Linked DNA regions of Homo sapiens: region 1 is linked to region 2. A link is a loop called in an ENCODE intact Hi-C map of the cell type or tissue named here. Cell type or tissue: stomach. All regions are shown on one strand. Each heading gives the region's core, and the rest is flanking DNA. Links, peaks and the distances in the headings are about the cores only.

Evidence for each region. Hi-C counts contacts between places; a loop is a spot of excess contacts. Peaks named below come from ENCODE experiments on the same cell type or tissue, not always from the same donor. Only the 100,000 strongest peaks of a DNase experiment are listed, where the experiment ranks them.
Region 1: a loop joins it to region 2, with 3 times the contacts of the local background. A loop is called at or near these places in 92 of 110 quality-filtered maps.

Annotation. Positions count from the first base shown.
Region 1 is chr17:42,940,935-42,943,848 of GRCh38, forward strand. No RefSeq gene overlaps it. Among named protein-coding and RNA genes, the nearest start is that of AARSD1, 22 kb to the right of the region's middle. In stomach, for the core only: no CTCF peak of the experiment used is centred there; no DNase peak of the experiment used is centred there.
Region 2 is chr17:42,846,225-42,849,138 of GRCh38, forward strand. AOC2 (amine oxidase copper containing 2) reads left to right here. Exons shown (of 4, transcript NM_009590.4): 2 at 2,862-2,914. Among named protein-coding and RNA genes, the nearest start is that of AOC2, 3.1 kb to the left of the region's middle. In stomach, for the core only: no CTCF peak of the experiment used is centred there; no DNase peak of the experiment used is centred there; H3K27ac peaks cover 265 bases.

The DNA of each region.
Region 1 (2,914 bases), core at 163-2,662, 95 kb after region 2:
GCACTTTGGGAGGCCGAGGCGGGTGGATCACGAGGTCGGGAGATTGAGACCATCCTGTCGAACACGGTGAAACCCTGTCTCTACTAAAAAACAAGAACTTAGCCGGGCGTGGTGGCGGGCACCTGTAGTCCCAACTACTTGGGAGGCTGAGGCAGGAGAATGACGTGAACCCGGGAGGCGGAGCTTGCAGTGAGCCGAGATCACGCCACTGCACTCCAGCCTGGGTGACAGAGTGAGACTCCATATCAAAAAAAAAAAAAAAAAAAAAGACCTATTTCATGGGGGTTGTTATGACGATTAAATGAGTTAATTTTTATAATGTGCTCAGAACAACGCCTGGGAGAACTATATAAGTGTTGATTTAATGCCAACCAATAATTAAATGATGCCAAACAATAATACAATAAAAATTACACGATGGTTTGAAGTCGGCTTTTCACTATTTAGACTTGCAACTGACAGACGTTTTTTGTTTTGTTTTGTTTTGTTTTGTTTCGTTTCCAGATGGAGCTTCGCTTTTGTTGCCCAAGAATAGGAGTGCAGTGGTGTGATCTTGGCTCGCTGCAACCTCCGCCTCCTGGGTTCAAGCGATTCTTCAGCCTCAGCCTCCCAAGTAGCTGAAATTACAGACGCCCGCCACCACACCGGCTAAATTTTGTATTTTTAGTAGAGACGGGGTTTCGCCATGTTGGCCAGGCTAGTCTTGAACTCCTGACCTCAGGTGATCTGTCCACCTCAGCCTCCCAAAGTGCTGGGATTACAGGTGTGAGCCACTGCGCCTGGCCTTGACAGAGGTTTTTATTAATCATAACTTCTTGTTTGTCTTCATGAGGTCTCTTTCAGGCTGTTATGCCTTGGTCACCCTCTTCTGCTGAGGTCTAACAAAGGGCTTACTTTCTGCTAAGGGGAAGAAAAGTTGGCCTCATGGGGTCAGAAGAAATGGTTTAACAGTGGTGGAAGAGGCTCTTAGAGTGTAAAGTGACGCAAGCAAGTTTCATGTCAGTCTTATTCTTTGCTTCTTTGTAGCTGCCACATAAAAGGTGCCCAACATATGTATGGTTCATTGATGAATCCAGTAACCCCAAGACAATGGTCATCTTCTGTGGCTGGCAGACAATTCACAGCTCTGGAATTTCTATAAAGAAAAGGCTAGGATGGGCATGGTGACTCACGCCTGTAATCCCAGCACTTTGGGAGGCCAAGGCAGGTGGATCACGAGGTCAGGAGTTCGAGTCCAGCCTGGCCAACATAGTGAAACCCCATCTCTACTAAAAATACAAAAATTAGCCGGGCGTGGTAGTACACACCTGTAGTCCCAGCTACTTGGGAGGCTGAGGCAGGAGAATTGCTTGAACCCAGGAGGCGGAGGTTGTGGTGAGCTGAGATTGCACCACTGTACTCCAGCCTGGGCAACAGAGCAAGATTCCATCTCAAAAAAAAAGGAGAGAAAAGGCTGAAGTCCGGGTGCAGTGGCTCATGCCTGTAATCTCAGCACTTTGGGTATGTTTGCTTGTTTGTTTGTTTGACATGGAGTCTCACTCTGTGACCCAGGCTGGAGTGCAGTGACATGATCTTGGCTCACTGCAACCTCCACCTCCCGGGTTCAAACGATTCTCCTGCCTCATCCTCCTGAGTAGCTGGGACTACAGGTGCGCACCACAATGCCCGGCTACTTTTTGTATTTTTAGTAGAAATGGGGTTTCACTATGTTGGCCAGGCTGGTCTTGAACTCCTGACCTCAAGCGATCCTGCTGCCTCGGCCTCCCAAAGTGCTGGGATTACAGGCATGAACCACTACACCCGGCCATAATCTCAGCACTTTGGGAGACTGAAGCAGGAGGATTACTTGAACACAGTTCTAGACCAGCTTGGGCAACATAGTGAGACCCCTGTCTCTACAAAAATTTTAAAAATTAGGCGAATGCGGTGGCATATGCTTGTAGTCCCAACTACTCAGGCAGCTGAGGCGGAAGAATTGCTTGAGTCCAGGAGATCAAGGCTGCAGTGAGACACGATCACATCACTGTACCCTGTACTCCAGCCTGGGTGACACAGCGAGACCCTGTCTCAAAAAAAAAAAAAGAGGGGGGCTTATGCATGGCCATGTGGTTGGAAGGGAAACCAGCAGACTTCCATCAAGTAAAGAAAAATATCAAGCTTTTAAAGAATTAAAGTTAACTTTATTCAGAAGTCTTGCTGAAGACTATAGATTGAGGCCTCTAGCCTAGGAGCAGGCTCTGGCCCAGTGTTTCAGATCCCTGCTTATATATAGGGGTGGAGGTTCTGTATGTGCAAAATCCCATCAGACTTGCTCAGAATTACATGAAAGCAGAATCACAGCAAGATTTGTGTGTCAGAGTACATCTGGTCCTAGATCACAGAGGCATCATCACTAACCCCGTCAGATGTCATCTTATGTATAGGAAAAGCCAGGGATTAAGGCCATTCTTTTTTTTTTTTTTTTTTTTTTTTTTTTTGAGACAGGGTCTCACTCCATCACCCAGGCTGGCATGCAGTAGCACAATCATGGCTCACTGCAGTCTCAACCTCCCCAGGTTCAGGTAATCCTCCCACCTCAGCCTTCCAAATAGCTGAGACTACAGGTGCACACCACCACGCCCAGCCAATTGTTGTATTTTTTTGTAGAGATGAGGTTTTGCCATGTTGCCCAGGCTGGAGGTCATTCATCTTTTAAGGAATGCAGTGACTCCGGCAAGAGGACAAGAGACATGGGGGCTGTGTATTCTGTTTTGTTGTCTTCAAAGCATCTTTCTGGAGAGCTGCAGGTCTTCACAGAGTCAGAAGCTTTGGAAAATTATGCTGGCAAGCAGAAATGGGCAAACATAGCTTATGTTTGCTACTTGGTCTCACACTTGTCTAAAAACTTGTGTTGCTGGCTGGGTGCAGTGGCTCA
Region 2 (2,914 bases), core at 268-2,767:
AGGGGATGAGGATGGAGACTTGGGGGCGGGGTCAGGTGGGGTGGAGGGAAGGGAAGGGAATCTCCCAGGTCAAGCTGAAATAACAAGTGGCAAGAGCAGGGTGTTCCAACACCACAGCTCTAGTGGCAACAGGGCAGGGACTGTTTGAGCATATTCAGTGCAGTGAGTCTGGTACTGGGCTACTGGGTATCTGGTAAAAGGTGAAAAGAGTTCCCCCGCCCAGCCCCTCTGACTTGCTATGATTGTGAAACTAGTTTAAATGTAATGGCTGGGCATGATTGCCTTAGCCTCAAGTGACACTGGGTGGGTGAACTGGCCCAATGGGGCTGGAGTTGGAGCACTTTGCTTCTTCCTAATTCTGAGGGTCAGTAGGGGTGGGGAGGGCAGGGTCCTGAGCCGAGGTCGGAAGAAGTCTGTCCAGAGTCTTCAGGGTGGGGGTCGACCTGGGGCTTAGGAAGGAGAGGGTAGCAAAGCTGGGGTTGCTCCCCAGGATAGGGCCACTCCTCATCGGGAGGGCCATCCCATTCCTGTCATCACAGTTGACTCATGGCAGGCACACAGCTTGCTGCAAGTATGGAAAGAGATTTCTCAAGCACAAAGGGCTCAAAGCACACAGAGGACTTGCTGTTCCTGACAGACTTTGTCAAGGACAGAAAGGAACTTACAGACTCACACACTGATCCACAAAGAAAATTAGAAACTCACCAGACCCTCTCCATTTTAAGGGAAACTAAGGAGGGTGGCGGGAGATGGGACAGGAAATGACTGCCCAAGTATAATGCAACATAAACTAGTATTTCTTGTGAAATGTTTTCTTATCCTCAAGTCTAAAGACATGGCACGTGCGTGCCTGCGTGTGTCTCTGTGCATGCACTTGCACTTGTGTTCGCAGTGGTGTGGAGGGTAGGAAGGACTAATAGCATGATTGAAATGATCATATTAACTAGATTACTCTTTGACATACTTGGATTTTGACTTGTCTTCTGATTGGAAGTTTTTCTTCAGCATCTTTGGCATTAAAGAGGCTTGTTTTGGGAAGTAACATTTATTGGACCCCTAGCGTGTGCAGCATGGGCTGCTGCTGTGGGCCAGAGAGGCTGTGTCAGGCACCAGCTCACAGGATGGCTGCAGAGGCACCAGCTTCAGTGCAGTGCCTCCCGTGCCAGGTACCTTCATATAGGTCTCGTTGAACTTACAGTCCAGACCTGCAGAAAGTGTATGACCAAGTGCTGAGTTAGGCAGTGCAGGTTATGGATGCTGTAGAATTCCAAGGAACTCCCAGACAAAGGTATGAATGTGCTTGCTTCTGAAAAACACTGACAGTACTTCCCACCTTGCTGAGATCAAAAGTGAAGTCTCAGAGCTGGGAGGAGTATGCAGGGGACCATGGGAAGGGATTGGGTTTTCTTTTTTTGAGGCAGTGTCTCACTGTCACCCAGGCTGGAGTGCAGCGGTGCAATCACAGGTTACTGCAGCCCTGACCTCCTGGGCTCAAGCAATCCTCCTGCCTCAGCCTCCTTAGTAGCTGGGATGACAGGCATACACTACCACGCCCAGCTTTTTTTTTTTTTTTGAAGACAGAGTCTCACTCTGTTGCCCAGGCTGGAGCACGGTGGTGCAATCTCAGTTCACCGCAACCTCCACCTCCCAGGTTCAAGCGATTCTTGTGTCTCGGCCTCCAGAGTAGCACACCACCACACCTGGCTAATTTTTTTAAATTATTTATTTATTTAAGTAGAGATGGGGTTTCACCATGTTGGCCAGGCTCATCTTGAACTCCCGGTCTCAAGTGATCCACTCGCCTCGGCTTCCCAAAGTGCTGTGAGCTACCATGCCCGGCCTTTTTTTTTTTTTTTTTTTTTTTTTTAAGAGGCAGTGTTTCATTCCGTTACCCCAGCTGGTGTCCAGCACCTGGGTTCAAGGGATCTGCATCACCCTGCCACCAGCCTCCTGAGTTGCAAGCTGCCACACCCGGCTCAGGAGTCAGTTTTTCAGCTAGCTTCTCCAAGACAAATATCATTATCCCTTTCATAGTTAAAAGAATGTCACTAGTCAGCTGCAAGTGCTTTTCTGTTTATTGGGCACAGCCATAGAACAGCTTTAATTATGCCCAGTGTAGGGATTCAGAAAGTGAATCAGAGAAGCAAATTGGTCCAGGGACTGTTTGGTAGTCCAGTGCTAATAGAACTTTCTGTAGTGATAGAAATATTCCGTATTTGAGCTGTGGCTCTAAACAATAGTCACTAGCCATGTGTGGCAACTGGGCACTTCAAGTGTGGCTAGTGTGACAGAGGAACTGAATATATATATATATATATATACATATATATATATATATATATTTTAGACAGAGTCTTGCTCTGTTGCCCAGGCTAGAGTGCAGTGGTGTGACCTCAGCTCATTGCAGCCACAACCTACTGGGCTCAAGCAATCCTCCTACCCCAGCTTCCCAAGTAACTGGGACCACAGGCATGTACCACCATGCCTGGCTGATTTTTTTATTGTTTGTAGAGTCAGGGTTTCACCACGTTGCACAGGCTGGTCTCAAACTCCTGGGCTCACATGATCCACCCGCCTCAGCCTCCCAAAGTGCTGGGATTGCAGGTGTGAGCCACCTCAGCTGGCCCTAAGTTTTAATTTTCATAGCCACGTGTGGCTAGTGGTTACCCTATCGGATAGGGCAAGTTGGAAGAAGATAGGAGCTTGCTCTTGCCCAGACCTCCTGGCTCCCAGCACAGTGTGCTCTGATGCTCTCTCTGCCTTTTGTCACACCAGTGCAGTGGACATCATGGGGAAGACAGGGACCTGGCCCAGAGACCTTACCTGGTGTGGAACTCATCTCCTTTCCCTCCCCCTGGCAGGGCTGAAAAACTGGGTGGTAGCTGAAGACGTGGTGTTTAAACCTGTGGCTGCC